Regions from separate parts of the Homo sapiens genome. Here region 1 is linked to region 2. A link is a contact called in ENCODE Hi-C or POLR2A ChIA-PET data. All regions are on one chromosome and are shown on one strand. Each heading gives the region's core, a stretch centred on a gene start or an enhancer-like site at or near the end of the contact. The rest is flanking DNA. Distances are from core to core; before and after follow the strand shown. Region 1 overlaps LOC105377144 (a long non-coding RNA gene). Region 2 overlaps LRIG1 (leucine rich repeats and immunoglobulin like domains 1).

Region 1 (6,247 bases), core at 3,040-5,539, 400 kb after region 2:
ATGAACCAAGAATTACATGTAAGTATAATCATTAAATGAGCACCAACTCTGTATGAGGAGCTGTATCGGTGGCCTCTAAAGGGTTAAGTGTGAAGACTAAAACTTCTGATTTGTACTTATTTTTAATCTCATCTTGTTAAATTATGCTTGGTTAAATTATTCTTTATAATGTACATATCATGTTCAATAATGCATGACTAAGATATAATAAGCAGATATTCAACAATATTTAAATGCAGGGGTGTGTAGATAAAACTCACCCTTTTTTGTTTTTTTGAGACAGGTTCTCACTCTGTCACCCAGGCTAGGGTGCAGTGGTACGATCTTGGCTTGCTGCAACCTCTGCCTCCCGGGCTCAAGCAATCCTTCCACATCGGCCTCCTGAGTAGCTAGGACTACAGGCATGTGCCACCATGCCTGGCACATTTTTGTATTTTTTATAGAGATGGGGTCTCACCATGTTGCCCAGGCTGGTCGCGAACTCCTGAGCTCAAGGAATTCACCCGACTCGGCCTCCCAAAGTGCTGGGATTACAGACATGAACCACCGCACCAGGCCAAAACTAACTCTTTTACATGTCTTATCTCAGCATTTAAGCAGCACTAGACCCTCAAGAGTGGCAAACTGGATGCCTGGGTGGACCACCCACTCTGGTTAAGTGTCACCATGTGAAAATGAGGACCCAGTTTGTCCTAATCTTTAGGTTTTTTCAAGAGAAGCTGAAAGTTAATTTTTATGTGAAATCTTGTGATGTATGTGTGAAATCTCACTATATTTAAATACGGGAAACTTTGAAAGGCAAAACTGTGCTGGCCAAAAAACTCTACATCTGTGGGCCAGATTTGGCCCATGGACCGCTAGCTTTCAGTCTCTACGCTGGATGTTATATCAAGATTTCTGTGGTTAAATAGATTTGCAAAATGCAACAGAATGGGATCTTTCTTCAATATTCTTGATGAAGATCAATACATTAAATGCTCGGAGAAGTCGTGTCAGAATGGAAACTATTTAGCTTGATTTAAATGACTGCTCCCCCAAATCACCAGTCTGTGTGTGCTCCTCACATTACAATAACCTGTAGAAGTGTGGTTGCTAAGTACACTGGGGAAAGCTGCATAAGTCCATTTGATCCTGCACCAGAAACTGTGAAAGGCAGGTACTGCTGTTATTATTCCCATTTTATGTGTGAAAACAACTGAGGGTCTGCAAGGTTAAGAAAATTGCTCAGGCTCATATAGCCAGATGGGGGACAGGTGCTTCACTGACTTTAAAACTGAAATGGTTTCTACTACATTTCATGACTAGGTCCGCACCACCCCCACACCAAAAAAAAAGTGGATTTTGCTTTTTCTATGACTGGTACAATAACAATTTTAGGATTCAGGATGTTTATGGTAGGATTGTTTTTTAAAAACCCCATGCTCTGTTGAAATATATCAAACGGCACTGGTTTCATCAGCCACATAGGCACAGAGGTCTCATTTTATAACCATGAGCTCGGATGAACAACATCTCCCCTGGGGAGGCATTGTGGGTTCTCTCCCGATGCCCTGCCCTGCCCTGGGTAATCTGAGGCTCCTGGGCCCTTTTGGGACCTTCCCCCAATCCTTCCCTCCCTCCCTGCACTGCATCACCTTTCTCCCCCACCAACACCCAACCCCAGCCCTGGTTTAGCTAGGCTTTGGCCATCTCCCTTTGTTGCCTCCACAGTGGGAGGGAACTGGAACAGGACAGGTCAGGGCTCCAGCCGTATGGGGAGGAGGTTTAGGGGACCTCGTGTGGAGACAAGACCCTGGAAACAGGCTTGGGGGGCTGGGGTGGGGTCAGGGTGAGAAGCAGTGAGAGAGGCCTGAAATGCGGCCTGGCCCCTCTCATACCATTTGGGCACCTGACGCAGAATGAGGGCTGCCATTTGGACAGGCTTGAGCCAAACCCCATTCCTGGGAGTGAGGCATCCCTGCTGTGTCTGAAAGACCCCACAGAGGATCTTTCATCCCCAAAAGGGAATTCACTGCTTTCTTGGCAATCACTTCCAGGCTTAACTAACTACCCTTAACAGGAGAAAGTTCATTCTCAGCTGCAACAGAAACTCTTCCTGCTTTGTTTTTCTTCAGTACCTCTCCAGAGACCCAGGAGGGATGGGTGTCTCTGCCCTCCATATTTTAACCTCTGATGAAATGGAGTGCAACAGAGCAGAGTAACTAAGAGCATTACACAGAGCTAAGTTTGACTCTCAGAGCATTCACAGGCTGTGTGACCTTGGGCAAGTTATGTAGCATCTCTGAACCTCAATTTCCTCATCTGTAAAATGGGGTGAAACACAGAATGTCTAAGAGAAACAGAAGCATACATCCATATAAAAACTTGCACATAAGTATTCATAGCAGCGTTATTTGTAATAGCCCCAAAGTGGAAACAACTCAAATATCTATTAAGTGATGAGTGGATAAACAAAATGTGGTATGTCCATACAATGACTACTATGCAGCTATCAAAAAGAATGAAGTACTGATACATGTTCCAACATAGATGAATTTTGGAAACATGCTCAGTGAAAGAAGTCAGATGCAAAGGATGACATATTGTGTAATTCTGTTTATATAAAATGCCCAGAACAGGCAAATCTATAGATAGGAAACAGATCAGAGTTGTCTAGGGTTGTAGGGAGGGGGAAACGGGGAAATGACTGCTAATGCATATGGGATTTCCTTTTGGGTGATGAAATGTTCTAACATTGACTATGGTGATGACTACAAACTCTGTGATATACTTCAATATATTCACTGAATATAATCCACTGAATTGTATATTTTAAATTGGTGAATTGTATGGTATGTGAATTATATCTCAATAAAACTATATTTTTTTAAAGGGATACAAAACCCATAGTACCTACATCATAGAGGCTATTGTGAAAATTCAATAATATAATGCCTCGAAAGTGTCTAGCATAGCATCTGACAAGCAATCGATGTTATCTTCAACAACAATATTAGTAATAATAAAAATATGTAGTTATATCTTATAGTATCATATAAAACAATAATTATATGATACACAATATTCCGTGTAACTATATGTTAAGTCTATATTATCATAAAATAATTATAAAAATAATATTTTTTTTCACCCTCTGTCTCTTCCTCCTCTTAAAACTTTGATTCTGGGTTGATCCTCCAATTTTTTTTAACATTATCAAAATTACTTTTGAACATTTTGAATGTTATATATATTACCTAATATATACAACGTATCTATCATAGTATATTATATATTATGTATAGACACATTATGTATAATGTGTCTATACATAATATAGACAGGACCCGATCCCCACAGCTTGAGACAATCAATGTGGTGTTCAGAAACAGAACTAAAAGGGCATATTTTCCTGGAGACACGTTGGCTCAACGTGAAATTCCCCTGTAGCCTCAGTTTCCCTCAAGGCCTGCTAACCAGAGACCTGAAGGTGGATTACTATCCAATTTTACTTGCTATTGGCTGGACAAATCTCCCTGTTCATTTGTTGTATCAATAAATTAGGGTGGAATGTTAGACACATTATGTGTCTATACATAAATATATAATACTATGATAACTGTGATATATCTTTATGGGATTATTACTATACATTGTCATATGTAATAATATATATTACGTGCCATATAATACATTCAGTTGTATAATATACAATTATTATGAAATATGATAGTAGTAGTAGTGTTCACCCTATGACTGGTCTTTCTTTTAACCTTTCTGAATTTGGAATGGTTTCTCCAATTCTTTGAACCTTTGCTGGCCCCTGATATATTTGGAAAGAAAATTGCTCTGAATTTGGAGAAATTAAATTACAGTAATGACTCTAATTCAACTGCCTCGTGTAGCTCAGGCTGGAAGATAGAAAAAATATCCCAGGCCGCTCCTACGGCTGCTCCTGGGAGCCCTGTGAGGGGGCCAGGAGGAGGTGGGGGACACGCCGCTGAGGGTCCCGGCGACACGCCAGGGGGCCCCCCGATGCGGATAAAGGGCTGTTTCTTCCCAGCCTCTTTGGAATGCCCGGCTGCCTTTTGAAAGGGGATCCCCAGGACTCCGGTCCAGATCTGGGGTTTCTCCCTCCTTGCTGTTGATCGGGAGCGCTGCCGCAGGTGTCCCATTTTCATTAAAATGCACATCAGAGCGCCTACTGGAGCTGGTAACAAAGACAACATTGAAACCGGGTGTCCGCCTTCCGCGGCCAAGCAGGGGGCAGGACAATGATTTCCCCAGGATGTGTTCGCTGCCTGGCTTCCCCACAGAGCGCTCCGTCAGGACTCAGTCATGGGTGAATGCCGGGCTTCTGAGAAACTCCAGCTGAGCGGAGTTGTTGCAACTTCAGAACTGTTTCTCCAAGTGAGGGAGGAGGCCTTCTGGAAGGAGGCAATCAACAGTTTCCCGATCCCCACAGCTTGAGACAGTCAGTGTGGTTTTCAGAAACAGAACTAAAAGGGCATATTTTCCTGGAGACACGTTGGCTGGATCTGAAATTCCCCTGTAGCCTCAGTTTCCCTCAAGGCCTGCTACCCAGAAACCTGAAGGTGGATTACTATCCAATTTCATTTGCTATTGGCTGGACAAATCTCCCTGTTCATTTGTTGTATCAATAAATTAGGGTGGAAAAAAAGGAAATAGTCTTACTTTGCAGATATCTTTGGGGTGCTTGGAGGTTGTACCTGATATGGTAAAAACTTTCTTATAATGAAATTTATGTACGTGTGTGTTTGGGGGGAAAAGGAATATATTTATGAAAGTTTTTTTTTTTTTTTTTTTCAGAGAGACTGCTAGAAATAGTCATTTAGAGGGGAAAAAATTCAAATTACACAATATCAAAGCTGTATTGTGCAGCTACAGTGAAGGCCATGGGTAGCCCACGCTACTTTCTCTACGTGGGCCAGGAAAGCAATGACCCAACGCTGTCCCAGGACTCAGGGCTGATGAGTGGAGGAAAGGCTGGACTTCTGGACTTGTTTTTTTCTGTGCCCCCTTGGCAGGGCATTCTTTTTTTTTTTTTTTTTTTGAGACAGAGTCTCACTCTGTTACCCAGGCTGGGGTGCAGTGGTGCCATCTCGGCTCATTGCAACCTCTGCCTCCCGGGTTCAGGTGATTCTTCTGCCTCAGCCTCCCAAGTAGCTGGGATTACAATCATATGCGACCACGCCTGGCTAATTTTTGTATTTTTAGTAGAGATAGGGTTTCACCATGTTGGCCAGGCTGGTCTTGAACTCCTGACCTCAAGTGCTCTGCCTGCCTCGGCCTCCCAAAGTGCTGGGAATACAGGTGTGAGCTACCATGCTTGCAAAGTATGGTTTGCCCAACCATTCATGGTAGCTCCGGGTGTAAGGTTCACCTCCTCCTCTCCACTGATTTTGGAAACTGAGGCTTAGAGATATTAAGTGACTTTTTCCAAGGTCACACAGCCAGATAGCCACAAAGCTTTACCATTGTCATCATCCACGGAGGCTGGTTCCAAAGATGGTGGCTTCTTCGGTGTGAAGTTTGGGGACTAGAACTCCTTTGCTGTGCTGCCTGAGATGCTCCATGGAGCCATTTTTCTCTGGGATTCTACCATCTTCTCAGAGTGCTGCCAGGAAGTTGAACCCTGGTCCTTCTTCCTGCTGGCCCCATAGGACCCTTCTTCATGCCTCTCCAAGCCCACTCTCAACTGCTACCCTCTTTGCCTCTGCCCTTAAAAAGACAGGCTAACTCTGCTTTCTGCTCTGCCACAAAATTTAGTTGGGGCTCAGAAGCCCAGAACCTGCTACCTGCTTAAATGAGGGGAAGAGTAAGGGGAAAATGTATATATAGAGAAAAAAATAATGAATATGTCAAACTATTCTTCCCTAGGAGAGGAATAGCTAGGTCATATGGTTAGTGTATGTGTAACTTTCTAGGAAACTGCCAAAGTGTTTTCCAAAGTGGCTGTGCGATTTTGCATTCCGATCTGCAATATATGAGAGTTCCAGTTGCTCTGTATCCTTGTCAGCAGTATTGTCAGTTTTTTAAAAACGCACTTCAGTACCCGTGTGGTGGAATCTCATTGTGGTTTTTATTTCATTTCCCTAATGTCTAACAGGGTTTTGTCTCTTTTTATGGGCTTATTTGCCATCTGTAGATCTGCTTTAATGCAGTGTCTGTTCAAACCTTTTGCCCATTTTTAAACTGGATTGTTTTCTTATGATTGAGTTTTGACAGTTCTTTATATATAGTCATG
Region 2 (6,083 bases), core at 2,904-5,403:
AGCCACACCCACCTGCTTATGTAATGTCTATGGCTGCTTTCTGCTGCAATGATGCAATCAAGTAGTCATGACAGAGACTCTGTGGCCCACAAAATCCAAAATATGTACCATGTGAACTTTTAACAAGTGAGCATAATGCAATTGCAGAAGTTTCTTACTCTGAAAGTCTCCACTACCATTAATCAGACCCAGGGAATCCAGATACTTACAGCTCTTTAAGATTCTTCATCTTCACAAAGGCATCAAACTGGACAGATCTGATCGCATTCCCTCCAAGGTTCCTGAAACAGAACATACATTACTTATGCAAAGAAACCCTAGGTACACCTGAGGGGTTTTCAGGACAGTCCTGGTTTCACAGATGACCCACAGGGACTAGCCAGACCTGTGTCCTAACTACTATAAGTGGCTGTTGTTTCCCAAATCGCAACACAAGCCCATGGAATGACTCAGGAGCCAAGCCAGCCTTAGGGCACCATCAAAGCTGGGCTGAGGCCTGCTCAGCAAGGCAAAACCTTTCCCAACAGAGTTAGAGTCAAACTTGATTCAAAGAGGAAACAAACTAAGAATCACATACATGAGGCATCCTCCCCAGATGGCAACAGCATGACTGTCTCGGGTGGCTCTGTTCCCTTCCTCCCAGGGTCTCAGAAGCAACCACACCAAACTGGTTCAGCCCAGCACCTACTCTGCATTGTTAAGCTGCTTTAATGGAGGCAACAGGCTTGGCCAGGAGGAAGCGCGTTGGTGGAAGAGGCAATGAGGCCAGGGGTCCATGAAGGAGCCAGTGCAGGGGTTAGGCTGCGCAGCAGGAGGGGGGAGGGTATTTATCCAAATACCAACTGAATTAACTGGGAGCACATCCACTGGCCATATGTTCTGTAACTGTTCCTGGCATAGGCAACATAAAGGCCAAAGCTGAAGCTGACATAATGAGAAGGAAGCAGCTGGTGTTTCCAAATAGCCTGTTTCTCAGTTTACAAAGATGCGATTAAATTGCTAGCAGAACTCCCCGGCAGCCGCATTCAGCAGGCTGTGCCTCAGGGCAGGGCTGGTGAGATACTCACAGGTGCTCCAGGCCTTCCAGCCCCGAGAATGCTCTCTTAGCCACAGACTTGATCTTGTTTCCAAACAGAGTCCTGTAGTTTCCAAACATCCAGAAATTAAGGCCAGGGAAGGAAAGCGAAACAGGAAGGGTTGAGAGAAAGAAAAAGAAAAAGAAAACACACAATTAAGGTAGTGCTACCTGATAAGTCTGTCCAGTGAGGGGCAGGTGGAAAGCTGACCTGCGCTGAGATTACGGGTTTGAGGCACGCAGGCCTTCCCCTTTCTGAAATGAAATACTTTTATCTTTATTAGAATTTAATAGTGATGATAGGCTGGAATTGCATGTGCCGTCTGGCCTAAAAAAGGCCCCTCCCAGTGTTAGGCAGAAATCACCTTGTCTGGCCCAGTCTCTCTCCAAGGACCACCAACCCTTGGGTGGTGAAGTTTAGTGATGGAGAGATGAGACTGATTATGGTTTCAGTGAGAGGAAGCTGAGTCAAAAAAGGAAAGAAAAATCTTCGGAATTAAAACTGCTGACCATGACTGGGCATGGTGGCTCACACCTGTAATCCCAGCACTTTGGGAGGCTGAGGCAGGAGGATCACTTGAGCCCAAGAGTTTGAGACCTGGACAACATAGGGCAACCTTGTCTCTACAAAAACTAAAAAATTATCCGGGCATGGAGACACGCACCAGTAGTCGTAGCTACTTAGAAGGCTGAGGTGGGAGGATTGCTTGAGCCCAGGAGGTGGAGGCTGCAGTGAGCCATGATTGCGCCACTGCACTCCAGCCTGGGCAACATAGCGGGATGTTGTCTCAAACAAAAAACAAACAAAAACCCCCAAACTGCCACCCACTTCTGAAAAGTGCATTCTGGGAATAAAGCTTCCCAAAAGAGGCAAGAAGAGGACAGTAAAATAGGCATCCATCAAGCTGGCTCCACAGCTGTCTGCACCTGAGATGTCCTGGCAGCCAGCACACAGCCATGGTGAGCTGTGTCCCTGCCTACGAGAGGGACCCCTCAGGGCCTGCAGGAGATGCCCCAGTGCTTTGGCTCTTAAGCCAGACCCCAGACGTTACATGATGTCAGTGGGCCAACCTCCAACGTTATCGCTAGTGCCTGTCCCCTTCCTGGACTGCCTGCTCATAAAAAGGGGTTCCTGCCTCCAGGCAACTCTGATCCCAGCCTTAGCAGTAACTGTTAAGAGTTCTCCCAGAAACCAAAGTCTGCGCCCCTGCAGAACACATGGAAGAAATGAGTGCCTCCTCCACCACACTGTGTGATCTAAAGGGAAGCTTGTCTCTCTGCAGGGAAGCCCCTAGGGTGGACACTGGGAATGAAGAGAATCGAGTTTTCCCCTCCCCGTTATCATGTTCTCTGATGAGAACCCACCAAAGGCATTCCCTCTAATCCTGATGGCACAGGAGACTACCAGGGAACAACCAAAGGCAGTGCTGACCATCAGCTTCGTGGACTTGTCAATCTTAAGGTACACCAGGATCTAACAGGCTGGCTAAGAATACCGATTGCTGGGAGCCAACTCCTGGTGATTCTCAGCGTCAACAGGTCTGTCCAAGGCAATGGGGTGCAGGTGGGCAGGAGAGGAAGCCCCTGGAGAAAGCCCATCTGGCCCAGCCCCCTACTGGGAAGGGGACTCTTGGTCCAGGATCTCACCTAGCATCGGGGAAGAGACCGGACTAGAAGCCATCTCCACCTTCAGCCTGCATTAAGACTGGGACCCATAAGGGAAAACAAGAAGCCCCAGCCCCTTCCTGAAAGGAGGAAAAGAAAGGAAATATAAGCCCTGAAGCAAACCAAAGATGGCAGGGCAGCCTGGGACCTGCCCACCACACGGGCCGCTGCTTCTTCCTGACTGCAACAGGCCTCCTGGGAACCGCTTGGGCAGGTACCAGGAGGCTGCCTCCTGGAAACACAGGCTCACAGCAGAGCCAGAGGGAGGCACCACCAGTCCGTGTGGCCAGCTTCCAGGGCAGCCACTCCACAGGGGCTGCCTGACCCTCCGTTTCATCAGAAACAGACTCCCTCCCTGGGGGCCACCATTCAGGATGACCCCAGCACTAACTGCAAGCTCAGCCCTCAGACAAAGCCAGCTCTGTTTCCTGCCTCCGGACGGTGAAGGGGCAAACGGGCCAGAGACCCTCTGCGTTTTCTTTCTTTCAGGCCGTCTGCATGAATGTGAAAACAATCGCATTCTGAAAGCGTTTCCACACCTCTCTTCAGTCTGAAACTTTTATTTTAAAACAAATAAACCAAACACACAGAAAAGCTGATGGCCATGCTAACTTAGGCGCTTTAACCACAAAACTCGCCAGCAAGTAACAGCTCATGGGGCACTGCACCCCGAGCGCTTCAGAGAGCACTGCCAACTTCTACTCTTACTCAGATCCCCCCGCCCAGGCACTGTGTGCCCCAGGTCCCAGTAAAAACGCATTGAACTGTTTAGTGAAATCTCCTGTAAATGAGATCCAGGAAAAAGCTGCGCTTTATTTCATCCATTAAATATTAGTCACATTGACCTGTTTTACAATGAGGGCAGGCTGTTATTTTTAACGGTGACAATAGCAATAAAATAAATTCTCAAATTCTCAATTATGCAGGGGCTAATCATCTTGTTGGTAGATTAGGCAGGGTCCTTACCTTCCCCCAGCAGACATATGGGGCTGGGACGGGGAGCTGCAGCCAGCAGACTGGGATGGCTCTAATAAAAGGCTGCTGCCAGGAGAAAGGAGAGGCGGGATTATGGGCTGGGAGGACACTATTTCTGTACCACAGCCGGGCTCCCTTTCAGAAGGAACACCTGGCCTGACCTCCCCAGCACCAACCTGGAACAGAAAGCGACCTGCGGGAGTCACCTGTCAAACCTCCCATCCATCTCCTGGCCAACCCAGCCAACAGCTCCAAAGGCCTGGTTAGCGCTTGCCAAATCAAGTGGCAGGTACTGGGGGCAATGCTCACATGGGTCCTTGTACTCATGTCCTTGGAAGTAGCCGCGACATGTGCACTAGCCCCCGCTTCCCACCCACACACACAATGAGTTCCACTGCAGGCCCGGCCCCCACATAGGCAGGGATGGAGGCTGCGCTCACATCAGCTCTGCAAGATCCCCCAAACATGCCCCTTCCCATGTGCCCTGTGTGGGACTCTGCCCCTCCCTCCGAGGAATGCCATGGAGCCAGCTGGAACCACTGGGCAGGAAGTCGCATACCCAGGTCACTAACTGCTCCTCTCTGCCTGTAATTTGGGATCCAGAAATTCTCCCTTCCCTCCCGCGTACTGACTCTGTGCCATCGTGCAGGCCCCAGCCCGGGAACCGCACAACCATTTGGAAACAGGCCCTGGAGTGGGTCTACAGCAGAATCCCAGACCAGTTAGGAAGAAAGGCATGCGCTGGGGTCTAGGAACATTCCCACCCTGCTGGGAAGCTCCAGTGTGAGGAACTCTCCAACACAGCTGTGTGCGTAAGCTGGAAAAATTAAGGGCAGGTCAGCATCCACCCCAAATTCACAGAGAGGCCGTTTATGGCTCTGCTACTCACATCTCCCTTTCTTGGAAAACATTTTAATTTAGGTCTGACCTCTTGCATGGTGGGAAGGACCCAAGGTCCTTGAGTAACTCAGCGAAGGCAGGGGTCTCTACCTTCCCATCCTAGGGCAGACCCTGAACACAAGCTCCTTGAGCTCTCCAAAAACAAACCCACACCAAATGAAGGGACTCAGGCACTGGCTGCACTCCCCACAGGACGGATCAGCTGCTCTAGAGGGGCGGCTCTTCTCTGTGCTAACACGCACCCCACTTCTCAGTGGATCCTAACAGGCCGGCACTGGGCCACTCCCACAGAGCAACACAGTGCTGTCTGTGGTCACTTCTCTCAGCCAGGGCCACAGCGCAGAACTTTCCTGGAATGTTCTGAGTAGGCGGGTGGGGAGGGGACCAAAGAGGCACTGGGTTCTTCCTCTGTCCCTCCCTTCATTCAACAAACATCGACTCAACACCTGTGATAGGCCAAACACAGCAGTTTTTACATAGCCCTGTGTACCATGATCATATGAGAAGCATTTACTTCTCCGGTTCCCTTTCAATGTGGAAATTTGCACATACCATGCTAGGTAGACGGAGTAGTATCCTGAACCCCAAGTGCCCGTGACACAGTGCCAATCCTCCTCCGGTCGTGCCAATCTCACCTCATCTCTACCTCTAGCCACTGCCCGTTCTCAAACCCAGCAGGAGTTTATGGAATCCAAATCATAGGCATCATACCATTTTCTTTATCCAAGAAGAAAATGATTCATTTTTTTCTTTTGCCACATAACCATGATAGCATCACACTTAAATAAGTGATTGCATATATTTAATCATATTAAGGAATTCTTGTTTATTTATTGTCCCAGCTTCCCCACTTGGATGCATGTCTTTCTCTCTCACCCTTTTTCAAACATACACAGAGTCTCCAGCCCCAAGATGCTGACTCAGTGGCTGGGTGGGGTGAGGCTTCGATTTTAACAAGTTCCCAGGAGTCTCAGGACCAGCTCACTACAAACAACATTATGTGAGTGAGGAAAGCAGGGGCTTGGGCTGACCTCTTGGGGCTCAGGTGGAAGAGCTGAGCCTAGTCCAGCAGGGGGACAAAGGAGAAAGCACCAGGGCACAGAGGGCGGGCACTCAGGAAGGCAGTGGCGGACTCATGCAGCACTGGAAGCCCAGGCGACCCAGGGCCAGGCACACCTCACGGGCCTTCTGTATTGAGACAGAGCCTCCTGGAAGCCATGACACCCAGGAAACGGCTCCAGGTTCCTCCGGACTGACACGCCCCACGAGGAACCTGGCAGTGCTGCCCACTCTCACCACCCTCACCCTTCAATCGGTTATGGCCGAGGTCAGGGAGGCTTATGCTGAGTGGTGGCGCCAGTGCTGAACACCTCAGCAGCCACATCCCAGGCCTGGAGCTCTTCTTGCTAAGAAGGCCTCTGCCCCACCCCACTTGGTACTTCTGGCTCTTCCCAGGTTTGCCCCGTAT

Evidence for each region. Hi-C counts contacts between places; a loop is a spot of excess contacts on that map. ChIA-PET counts read pairs that join two places held with the same protein, here RNA polymerase II (POLR2A).
Region 1: a map of breast epithelium shows a loop between it and region 2 (3-fold over the local background). The contact joins two enhancer-like sites. A Hi-C loop is called at or near these places in 2 of 168 maps with a recorded cell type or tissue (breast epithelium and heart right ventricle). POLR2A ChIA-PET finds 5 or more read pairs at or near these places in 3 of 52 experiments (GM12878, MCF 10A and activated CD4-positive, alpha-beta T cell).

Annotation. Positions count from the first base shown.
Region 1 is chr3:66,794,127-66,800,373 of GRCh38, forward strand. All of the region lies in intron 2 of LOC105377144 (a long non-coding RNA gene), which reads right to left. Among named protein-coding and RNA genes, the nearest start is that of KBTBD8, 200 kb to the right of the region's middle. RefSeq lists an enhancer at 4,155-4,705. Within about 2 kb of position 4,290, at least 5 of the 41 ENCODE cell types and tissues checked have a DNase peak (open chromatin) inside an H3K27ac peak, as active enhancers do; they include breast epithelium, where a contact is called at or near this core.
Region 2 is chr3:66,397,903-66,403,985 of GRCh38, forward strand. It overlaps LRIG1 (leucine rich repeats and immunoglobulin like domains 1), which reads right to left. Exons shown (of 19, transcript NM_015541.3): 10 at 1,068-1,139; 11 at 210-281. Among named protein-coding and RNA genes, the nearest start is that of LRIG1, 100 kb to the right of the region's middle. Within about 2 kb of position 4,154, at least 8 of the 41 ENCODE cell types and tissues checked have a DNase peak (open chromatin) inside an H3K27ac peak, as active enhancers do; they include breast epithelium, where a contact is called at or near this core.